Regions from separate parts of the Homo sapiens genome. Here regions 1 and 3 are each linked to region 2. A link is a loop called in an ENCODE intact Hi-C map of the cell type or tissue named here. Cell type or tissue: PC-9. All regions are shown on one strand. Links, peaks and the distances in the headings refer to the core of each region. The heading gives the core; the rest is flanking DNA.

Region 1 (3,788 bases), core at 575-3,074, 780 kb before region 2:
GAAAATAACCGCACCCCAGTCACCTTGTTTTTTTGGCTACTACTAAATTGACTCTGATCACATGGAAGTGTAATAATTTTCTTTAGTGTGAATGCCCTGAGCCATGAGGTAACCCTGTTCTGAAGTGGTTTCCTTGCTTGTAAATAAATAATGTTGACATGTAAAGCAGGACCACCAAACTGTAAGTCTTGTAGTAATTTTAATGTATTTTCCACTCTGGACAAAAAGATGTGTTTTTATTCCTGATAAATATTAATAGTTCTAGAAGAGGACATTTTCCAAATTAAAGAATTAGGTATTTTTTCATAATTCCCGGGTAGTATCTGATATTTTCCATAGCTCTTTGGAGAAGATTCTTGTTCAAGATGCATGGGTACTATTTCTTTTGAGTCCTATTATACAAAAGCTTTCAAGTACTAATAGCAGAATGATTACATTTGAGTGTATTTGGTATCTTAGTCATATACACTAGGCAAAAACAAAAAAGCAGCCCATTAATGACATTAATGATCTCTCTCCAGATATCACTGATTAAAAGATTAATAGTATGTATTTTGCATATATAATTGTATCCTAATCTGTAATAGATTACCATTTTATATTGAACCAAATATAAAATGAGGCATTTTGTTCTTTTTTCTACCATGTATTAAGGTATTATTGATACTAGTCAGTCATTTATTTCACACATTAGTTTTATACTTACTGTGTGCAAGTTGTAGTTCTAGGGGCTGGGGATTTAGCACTGAACACAGCAGAACAACCCCTGCTCTTAGGAAGCTTACAGTCGGACAGAGATAAGTAATAAAGTAAATATTATAGTAAATATTAATAATGTATTAGTAAAGTTGTAGTGTCTTAGAAAGTGATTAGCACTGTGGAGAGAAAGCAGGGAAGAAGGATAGGGCACACAGGAGGCAGGGGTACCTTCTTAATTTAAAATAAGATGGTCAGGAGAGGCTCACTGAAAAGGTAACATTGAGCATAGATTGAAATTAAGTGAAAGAATGAGCCATACAGGGGGAAGAACATTCTGTATAGAGGAAACAGCTAGTGCAAGTCTCTAAAGTAGGATCATGCCTGACGTACTCTAGAAACTGCAATAAGGACTGAATGTATATGAGAACGAGGGGTGGAGAAATAGAAAATGAGGCAGAGTTGGGCACATGGTAATATAGCCTGCTGTAATAAGGATTGTGGCTTTTACTCTGAGAAGCGAAATATACTGATTGTAAACTTGTAAAAAGACTTAGGTATTCCTCCACATTGTCCACTAAATGATATTTTCATGAAAATAATAGAGGCTTATGGAAACAAAAATTCAAACAGTGTGGAAGAGTATAAAATGAAACTTTTAGAACAAGTACCTTGCCCCACACACTCACACACTTTCAGTCCCATTCCCTAGAAGTATCTTTTCACTTGTGACTGTTTCTGTAATCCTCAGAGCTACCTCCGTAACACTGAGCTCTAAATTCTTCTTTTAAAAAAGTTTTCTTTGAAAATTGAACGTTTGTCTGATATATAGATGAAGGTTAACTTAGTTTCTGCAATTCCACTTCTCTTTTGTCCTCTTCCTCCGTTTCTACTCGCATCTAGTAAAACCTTTAGTGACCACCAGAGGGAGCAAAGTTCAACATAAATAAGATGCGTTTTTATTCTCGGGAATTTCTAGTGTTTTCTGTGTGTTTCAGTGATATTGTTAATACCTTGGTTCTCTCTTGCTTTTTTTTTTTTAACTTCTTAGATCTTTAAAACTTTTATATTTACTCGGGATCTTATTATTAACTTCATTTCTCTTCACCTCACTGATCTGATGATGTTTAGACTAGCATCCATTGTTATTTGTGTGTTGACCATGGAGAAAAATAGCATAGATGGGAGAACTGACACTCTCCTTTCTTTAGTTCCAGCAGCCAAATAAGTGGTTGTCTAGCTGTCCAGTATCCATCTAGCCTTTTGCAAAATTGGCTGCTATTCATCTGTGGTTTTTGTAACATCAGCTAGTTATCTTTTACCTATAAAAATTATTGAAAGATAGATAAATTTATACCTGTTGTTTATACTTACCTATGAAGGCAGTCATAATTTTTATAATTTATATTTAAAAAAATAACTAAACAGATTTGTTTTTGACAAAAATTTACCTTTGACTTTTTTCTTGTTATTCATATCTAATTTTTGTTGACTATAAGGTATTAAATTGAGGTTCTCTAGGTGCCTTATGCTAGAGAATATTTCTTTAAGTTATATATTTCTCATGTATTAAAACTCTCATCTCAGAAAGAAATTCACCTGACTATCGAACTTGATAGTACTCCATCCAGCCCATAGACTCTTCAAGGCAAGGACCGTGTCAGATTCGCCTTTGTGTTACTATTTACCACCTACAAAGTTCAGCACAGGGCCATACCATAGAGGATACCTAGATTATTCTAATTTCCTTATAATTCTCTTTTCCAGGGTAAATAACATGAATCCATTATATTTCTCTCTTAGAGTGTATTTCCAACCTTCTGGTTCTTCTTTTGTTTCTTCAAGTTCCAGGGCATAACTTATGCTCAGTATAAGGGGAATACTTTATTTAATTTAATTAGCATTTTTAGAGCATATAGATATGTAGGATGCTATTAGCAATTCCTGAAAAAAGCTACCTGGGAATAAATAGAAAACTTAGCATTTTTGGTTAAAGACTAACAGTGTTGCTGAAGAAATTAAAATATACACAGGGAAAGTGAATTTTGAATTAAGATTTGAGTATGGTAAAGGCCACTTTTAAGGTAATAGAAATATTATAAAGCACAAAGTCTGCATGATTAAGTATTTTTTTGCCCCAAGTTTCAGCCTGTGTTGATGATTTTCAAAACTGTGTCTCTCCTTATCATTCTTGCAGTTTTAACCACAGTCTATATTGATTCTAAATTTATTTTTTAGCCCTGATCTTTTCTGTGATCCTGATCAGGGATTAGGGTTTTTAGACCAGGGTCACAAAAAAAAAAAATCAAAAACAAGCGCCTTCATGGGCCAAGCCATTAACATAAATGAATGAAGTCGGTTTTGATTTATATAGAGAGAATCACAAGGTTGTGGTTTGCAGTGAAGTGCATGCCCTATTTAAAGAGGGGAATTGGATGTTAGCTCCAGCCAGTTATTGCCATGAATGCTCAGTAGTGCCAGATCTGATATAAAATCTTGTTTTTTTTTTGTTTTTTTTTTTGAGACGGAGTCTCACTCTGTTGTCAGGCTGGAGTACAGTGGTGCGATCTCCGCTCACTGCAGACTCTGCCTCCCGGGTTCCAGCAATTCTCCTGCCTCAGCCTCCTGGATAGCTGGGACTACAGGCACATGCCACCATGCCCAGTTAATTTTTGTATTTTCAGTAGAGACAAGGCCTCACCATGTCGGTTAGGCTGGTCTCGAACTCCTGACCTCAAGTCATCCACCCACCTCGGCCTCCCAAAGTGCTAGATTACAGGCATGAGCCACCGTGCCCAGCCTGAAATCTCATTTTTTAAGTGACATCTTCTGATTTTTTTTAAAGTTAAACATAATGTGAGCCTAATCAAGTACTTCTACAAGCTCCATTTGACTTGAAGAACTCTGCCTTTTTGGCTTTGAGTTTCATGTGCTGGAATACTTATTGAGCATTTCTGTTTAGTGTTGCATTGGCACTTCAGACTCAACAGGTCTAAAATAGAACTTATCAACTGTCTACCCCCTTACCCTGCCTTCAGATGCTTTCTTCTGCTTCTTTCCTTATTTAATGGTATTGCCATATACTGAGTTCA
Region 2 (3,788 bases), core at 777-3,276:
CATTGTCTTTGGCAACACCGCTGTGGACCATTGTAAGGACTCTGAGTAAGACTGGGAGCCCTCAGGGGGCCTTGGGCAGAGGAGGGATGCCAGCTGCCTTGGAGCTTGAAAGGGCCCCTCTGGCTGCTTTGTGGAGAGCAGAGTGAGAGAGCACTGTGGACAGCAGGGAAGCCAGACAAGGCTGCGAAGTGGTCCAGGCTCAGTACAGTAACTCTGACCTGGTGGTGGAGGTAGGGTTGGTGAGAAGCCGGCAGATTCCAGACACATTTTGGAAGCATAGCCAACAGGATTTCCTATAGATGTAGATGGTAGTTAAAGCCAGGAGACTGGGGGAATTCCCAAGAGAATGAGGCCTGGTGCCCTGCAGCATTAAGAGGCCAGGAAAAAGAGGAGGAGGCACAAAAGATGCTAAGGCTTTGACCAATGAGTACGAGGAAACCCTAGAGAATGAGATGTGCTGGGAGGACAGAAAGTGTCAGGGAGGAGGATTGTCAAGTGTATCAAATGCTACTGATAAGTCAGATGGGATGACTGAGGGCTGACTAGTGGATTCAGCATGGAGTTGCTGGAGACCTTGACAGGAGCAGTTTTGGTGGAGTGGTGTAGGTGGAACTGGAATTGGTTTAATAGGTAATCGGAGAAGTATAAGAAGATAATATGGGCAACTCTTTGGCGAAATCTGACTTATTTAAGGTCCTACCACTTACTAGCGTGATTCTTGGTAAATAATTTTCTGATCCTCAAGTTTTTCCTCTTGTAAAAAAAAGAATAGTAACAAGGATGCTGTAAATATTAAATATGTAAAAGTTTTGGCATATAATGAGCATTTAGTAATTGGATATTAAGATTATTGTAATACAATATTAATTTCTGACATGATGTTGGCAAAATGCATTTCTGTGCCTTGATTTCCTTATCTGTAAAATGGGAGTAATAACACCACCTACCCCATGGTGCTGTTGCAAGGATTACATGATGTAATCTATATAAAAGCACACAGAATAAACAGCTTGTGGCACATATGAACTCCATAAAACTCTTATTATCCGATCAGTTCTCTTGTGAATGCTGGTCTATCTTCTTTGTAAACGTTTTGCTTCCTAGAAGCCAACAGAGGTGTAGAACTTATCAAACTACTCCCTTGTCTTATATACTATCCTTGTGTTAATGTGATTTAAACTTTAGTTGGCAGCAGCCTCTGCTGTTTTGCAATTTGTAAAGTCCTCTGTAAGTGATGGTTATTAGAGCTGACTCCTGATGTGAGTTAAAACCAGGCTCTGACCACAGAATTTGCTTGTCTTCATTTGAGAGTGAAGTCACAAGGGTTAATCAGTTTTCCATCTCACCGAGAATCTGGTGAGCAAATAGTCATATTACAGGATGCAGAATTCCTACAGGCATTCTTGTTTTTGTTTTTTGAGATGGAGTTTCACTCTTGTTGCCCATGCTGGAGTGCAATGGCGCGATCTCGGCTCACCACAACCTCTGCCTCCCAGGTTGAAGTGGTTCTCCTGCCTCAGCCTCCCGAGTACCTGGGATTACAGGCATGCACCTCCACACCTGGCTAATTTTGTATTTTTAGTAGAGATGGGGTTTCTCCAGGTTGGTCAGGCTGGTCTTGAACTCCCAACCTCAGGTGATCTGCCCACCTCGGCCTCCCAAAATGCTGGGATTACAGGCATGAGCCACTGCGCCCGGCCTCCTGCAGGCATTCTTAATCATTTTTGAGAATCTGAGCAAGCCAAGAACCTTCCCCCAGAAAGGCAGACAAACACAAAACTTAATGCCCTGGAATTAAAAAAATCATTTTAAAGACTAAAAAATGTGCCAAAATTGTAAAAATTTTCTATTTTTTCCTATAGCAGTAATTTATAAAGGAGGTGAAAACACATCTGCATGGAAAGGCCAAAATAAAGATGGCAAAGTGATTTTTTTTTCTTAAAACTTTTTCAATGCAGCAAGATAGAATCAGTACTTGTAGCTTCTGAAAGAGATTAGGGGTTGTTGGTGTTTCCCCACCACCTTCAAAGAATAGATAACTATACAGTATTAAAGTTTAAGTTCTGTAAAAAGGGAGTGCTCTGTGGCCATTTCCTGGAGGGTAAAATTAGAAAGGGAAATTTTAATCTGTGGGAAGATCACACATTAAGAACCTATTTCCAATGAATTCATGTTCTAGGTCACTTAACTTGTTTTTTTTTTTCTTCCAAGTAAAAAGAGGGGTTGGATGAAGTTAGCTCTTAGCTCCATTTTTAACTCTAAAACCTGCGATGAAACACACAAGGGAAGGATTTTTAGCAGCTGGCCTGGCAACAGAACTCCTGTCCTAGAGCGCCACCTAGCAGCAAGGAAAAAGCAAAACCCTCTAAAGAATAATTAATTTGACTTTAGAACAAAACAATTTTTTAAAAATCCAGCTTTGGTGAAGTAGTCCCCTCACCAAGTCTACTCTGAGGAGTAATTCAGGTAGAGAAATCCTGGGCTTATCATCTCCAAGTTGAAAACTCGAATGAGGTTTTCACACACTACTTTGCCCTGGCTCTCCGTTTTAGCAGCTGCTGCTGAAAGCTCAGCTATCCGGGCAGTATTACCAACTAACCCTCGGCCAATGCCCTTATGACACCAAACACTCCTTATGACACCCTGACACTCCTAAAGACTCATTTCAAAGACAACAGCAAATTCAGTTTTGTTAAGATTTCACAAAGGTTCCAATGATATCAGTTTATCTTGCCCAATCAATGTCATGGCATGAACAAACAAAAGAAGAGTTGCCACCGGCTTCACTGTTGGGAAGGTTGTTTCGACTCTCCCCACGTTGCCATCCGTTTGGCCAGTATTGTGAGAGGGGAAAAAAGCCATCACAATTCAAGTATTGTTCATGATATGGCCCACATTACATTTTTTACAATATTTGGTAGGAAAATACCACTATGGGAGATAAAAGAATATAGAACTTACATAGTGGATAATCAAATTCAGATGAGTTACAGTAACCTATTGCTACTCTATTTCACTTATTAAAAATAAAATTACTTTCTAACATAGGAGTTCTCAGCTTCTTATGCCCATGCTCGCATGTCTGAGGGATAAAACCCTTGGATATGTCACAGTGGCTGTCACTTTCATTTGGGAAGAAAGAATTGCAATTCATGGCATACAGGGCGGTCTTTGGTATGTCTGAAGAACAAAGAGAAGGTTGGGGGTTTTATAAAAAAGAGAAATGTGGCCAGGTGCAGTGGCTCACGCCTGTAATCCCAGCACTTTGGGAGGCCGAGGCGGGCGGATCAAGAGATCGAGACCATCCTGGTCAACATGGTGAAACCCCGTCTCTACTAAAAATACAAAAATTAGCTGGGCATGGTGGCGGGCGCCTGTAATCCCAGCTACTCGGGAGGCTGAGGCAGGAGAATCGCTTGAACCCGGGAGGCGGGGGTTGCAGTGAGCCGAGATTGCGCCACTGCACTCCAGCCTGGTGACAGAGCTAGACTCCGTCTCAAAAATAAATAAATAAATAAACAAATAAAAATAAATAAGAGAAACGTTACATACTGCTCTTTGAGAAAGTTCTTTGGCACTAATAAGGTTCTAGGGAGCTGCAAGTTTTGATTAGTGAGTGATGGCAGTAGATAAAATTAGTCATAAAATTGCAGCAAATCATTTTAGCAACTATTTGATGAAATGGGTTTCAGATTACAGCACGCAGCTTCAGCAGCCAGGTGTGCAGAGAATTACATTTTTGGAGCAACGTTTTGGGTCCTGAGTTCTTTTCCCTCATGGCTTCTCAA
Region 3 (3,788 bases), core at 575-3,074, 1.2 Mb before region 2:
TTGTTCATCTGAAGTTACTCTACATATCATTCTTTGAATTCACCATTCCTCACACCTGAAAATGGCCTTCCCTACTTACCAATTGAATATTACACATCCATACACTTTTCCAAATACAATTTTAAGGTTCTAGTGACATGCTGATAGAGTAGAAAATGTTAGTGACCTAATCTACACTTCCCTCTCCATCACAGAATTTTAGACTGGGAAAAGATCAAGAGATAATCTAGTTTAACATACTTACCTCATAAACAAGAATCCACTATAGTCTGGTTGCAGACAATTATATAGCTAGTTAGTGAAAGAGCTGGGATTAGAATTTACATTCACATTCAGGATTACCAGTTCATTGTTTAATTTCTTTCAAGGTCTAATCATGGTATTTATCCTTTACTAAAATATCTGAGTACAGATATTTTTGATTTTTTGACTTTTTAATTCAGCCCCTCTTGTCTTTTTATTAATACATAGAAAAAATCCTAAAATAATTCCTAAAGAATTATTCCTAAAGAATTATCTATGTTTTCTGATTGAAATGGCACTTGATTTTAACAAATATTAGATGAAATAAATGAAAGGAGAAGTCTTCTTGATGCAATCAAGCAGAGTCAGCCACTCCTTCTCCTTTGTCTTTTCATGACACTTTTCATTTAGTCAAGTATTTATTCATTCATCCCAGAAACATTAAGTCTACTATAGACCAGTAATTATGCTTGGAAGTGAAGAATATGGACACCTAAGCACATTATTATAATACAGTGTGATAACTGCTATAATGGTAGTTTATATAGGGTAAAAAAAGATTAAGATGAATAGCTGACTATGCTAGGAAAAATAAAGAAAGGCTTCTTGGAGAAAGTAACACTTAAACTGACTTTTAAAGAGGAGGAACAGGTGTTTACAAAGCAGACGAGAGAGAGTGTTTCAGACTGAGGGCATTCCATGTTCAAAAACAAATCATAAACTACAGTAAGTTATTTATTCTTCCATTCCAGTCTTTATCGCATTGTATTGCAATTTGTTTACTTATCTGAACATAGTTTATGGCTTTCCTTGAGAATGAGAATTTTACTTTGTTTTGATTTCCTATAGTACCTAGCATATAGTAAACATCTAATATATTTTTGCTGACCGAATGAATTAGTATTTTTGTTAATTATTTTTCTAATTATATTAGAGTAATATAATTAGAGGTTGGGTCTGTACTGCAACAGGATTAGCTAGTGGTATACCTAAGTTTGTTCTTTTAAACAAACACACTCTTTATACATACTTTTTGGGGGTATACAATCTCTTCCCGGAGGAAAGTGTTCTCTCCAGCATTCTTATCGAAGAGACCCCAGTCCATCTTGAGATCCCAGATGAGGGTATAGCAGGAACTGATGATATAAAAGACAATCCACAGGTAAAAGAACACCATAGTGTCCGAGTGACCTCGTTCTGAAGAAAGAAGAGGGAAAGAGAAAAGAGAAAATTACTACATTTAAGTAAAATTTTTCATTAATAACACTAATTAAAACAGATTCTTAAAATAGCTCCATAAGAAAGCAAAGCTTTAAACAGATCGTAGGAAGATCACTGTCTAACAAAGGTTAAATAATAAATATGATTTCCCTGAGGTCCAAAGCAATCATCAAACATTTATTGAATACATAACACTTACACAAATGTATAAAAGTTTTGGAGGCTCTATGCTGAATACATAAAAATCTGTATAATTGCAATGAAGGCGTCGAATGTTACAAAAGATGCAATTTTAACTTTTGCCATCAGGTGGCAGCCTAGTGCAAAATATGAAAAAGATTCCTGAAACACTACTAACAAGGAATGTGCATTTGCTTCAAGAAATTCTTGGATTGTTTTTACTTTAGAACATTTCCTTCATACACTTAGATGTTGTCCATACTTATCATGATGGCAACCAGATAATCCTAAGTCTAGATAAAATGCCCGAAAACAACAGAGTGATAAGGATTTTACCCTTAAGGATATGTATGAAAGCAAATTTCTCTCAAGTCACAAAGCAAAGTATGATATTTTAGCTTTTCTTAGAGGGTGTTTATTGATACAAAGGCCTAATTTGCTGGGAACACTATAAAGTAACCTTTGGCTTTATGCTGAAAATACTTATTATAAGGCACACTAAATGAGAATAATGATTCACAAATATAGTTATACAATTTAATCATTTCTGCTTCATATACTATCTAATGAAATTCTTCTTTGGTAAGCTCTAGAGTCCATTGTGAAATGTCTCTAGGTGTGCTATAGGTATATAACTACTAATATGGTTCTGCATCACCAGGAAAAAAAGGCGTACAAATCTAATTCAAAAAAGTTTAAATTTTGGTCAGTTTCTCAAAGATATAGAAAGTGAAGGATATATCATGCATCGTTCATAATTTTTTTCTGTTAAAATAAGCAAGTGTTCATTAACCACTTTTAGGTTATATTAATGTGTTAATAAGTACAGTATGATTTAAAGGCACCCCTTAGAAGTTTATAATCTAGAGAGTGAAACATTCATTCATTATAAATTGATAAATTTGAGCTCAAAATGAAGTATAAACAAAGGGCTATGAGAGCACCAAGGCAAATGGGAATGTTTCCAACAGTAGGAAGTAAGAGAAAGCAGCATTTGAGTTAGTTCTAGAAGGATAAATAAATAGTATTGCAAAAGTCAGGCAGATAAGGTGAGGTCATTCGAGGCTGAAGGAAGATACTGAGAAGGCAGATAATGAGAAGGTGGGGGGAAGTACAGGTGTGTTTGAGAAGCTACAAGTTACCTACATCTAGTGTAGGTGACATATAGAAGATGTGAGAGAAATGGTATGATTTAAAATGAGGCTGAAAAAGACTCATCTGGGTCTGACTGTGGAACGCCTTCGTGGGCTTTAGGATCAGATCTGTATTTTAGAAAAACAACTGGTTGGCAAATTACTTGCAATCAATTAGTTAAAAAAAAAATAGTTGCCTTGGAGCTTCAGTGTTGTGTGAACATCAGTTCTCATCAGCTTATGAGAGGCCAATTGTTAAATTTTCAGAAACTCTGGAAGCTGGTTGTCAAACTCAGTCATTATTAAAAATTAACTTACATAACTTTATAAATAGCTATATTAAAACAAAGGTAACACATACTCAAAATTCATTACTTTTTAATTTTATTAATTTTTGCTTTTATTCTCGAGGTTGGATGTATTTATTGTACTTGCATGATGGAAATACTGTATAATGCTGTGCTACTGTACATCTTTTCCTCACTCCACATTCAGTGTTATCATCTTAGTAGCTTGAAATTGGCTATAGTGGAAGTATTTACACCGTGGAAATCAGCAAACACTAGGAATCAATGCTCCTTATCCCCACTCCCACCCAAGAGCTGGTTTCTTGAACATATACTAGCACATCACTGTTTAGCTGCTTCTCTTAGAAAGGCAGTGGTAGGGAAAGAAATTGGTATTTCTTTAAATGGTCCACATGTGATTCTCATGAATAGCCCAGCTCTGATATAATCACATTTTCACATTTAAACTATTTCCACAAAAATTTTTCTTCATTAAAAACAAATTGAGCTGAATATTTATACTACAACATTATGTCATAAATTATCAACTTAAAATGCCTAAAAAATTATTTACTTACTATCTAGGTATAGTTCGTGTGTTCTGACATGTATTTATTTCATTCTATGTGCAGATATAGGGTCTAGCTGAGAAGTGTCATTCAATAATTCACATCATGGCTACATTAAAAAAGATACTACAATTCATCTACTAAGGTTCACAAAG

What was found. A loop is a pair of places that touch in the nucleus more often than their neighbours do. Peaks named below come from ENCODE experiments on the same cell type or tissue, not always from the same donor. Only the 100,000 strongest peaks of a DNase experiment are listed, where the experiment ranks them.
Region 1: it touches region 2 in a loop (25-fold over the local background); 19 of 110 quality-filtered maps call a loop at or near these places.
Region 3: it touches region 2 in a loop (7-fold over the local background); 2 of 110 quality-filtered maps call a loop at or near these places.

What each region holds. Positions count from the first base shown.
Region 1 is chr1:180,480,459-180,484,246 of GRCh38, reverse strand. All of the region lies in intron 3 of ACBD6 (acyl-CoA binding domain containing 6), which reads left to right. Among named protein-coding and RNA genes, the nearest start is that of ACBD6, 20 kb to the left of the region's middle. In PC-9, for the core only: CTCF peaks have their summits at 1,438 and 1,639 (motif pointing right); a DNase peak (open chromatin) is centred at 1,636.
Region 2 is chr1:179,705,077-179,708,864 of GRCh38, reverse strand. All of the region lies in intron 2 of LOC105371635 (a long non-coding RNA gene), which reads left to right. Among named protein-coding and RNA genes, the nearest start is that of FAM163A, 36 kb to the left of the region's middle. In PC-9, for the core only: CTCF peaks have their summits at 2,132 and 2,331; no DNase peak of the experiment used is centred there; H3K27me3 peaks cover 655 bases.
Region 3 is chr1:180,861,360-180,865,147 of GRCh38, reverse strand. It overlaps XPR1 (xenotropic and polytropic retrovirus receptor 1), which reads right to left. Exons shown (of 15, transcript NM_004736.4): 12 at 1,274-1,440. The region is part of intron 1 of LOC124904464 (a long non-coding RNA gene); the gene reads left to right. Among named protein-coding and RNA genes, the nearest start is that of LINC02816, 43 kb to the left of the region's middle. In PC-9, for the core only: CTCF peaks have their summits at 1,583 and 1,782 (motif pointing right); a DNase peak (open chromatin) is centred at 1,817.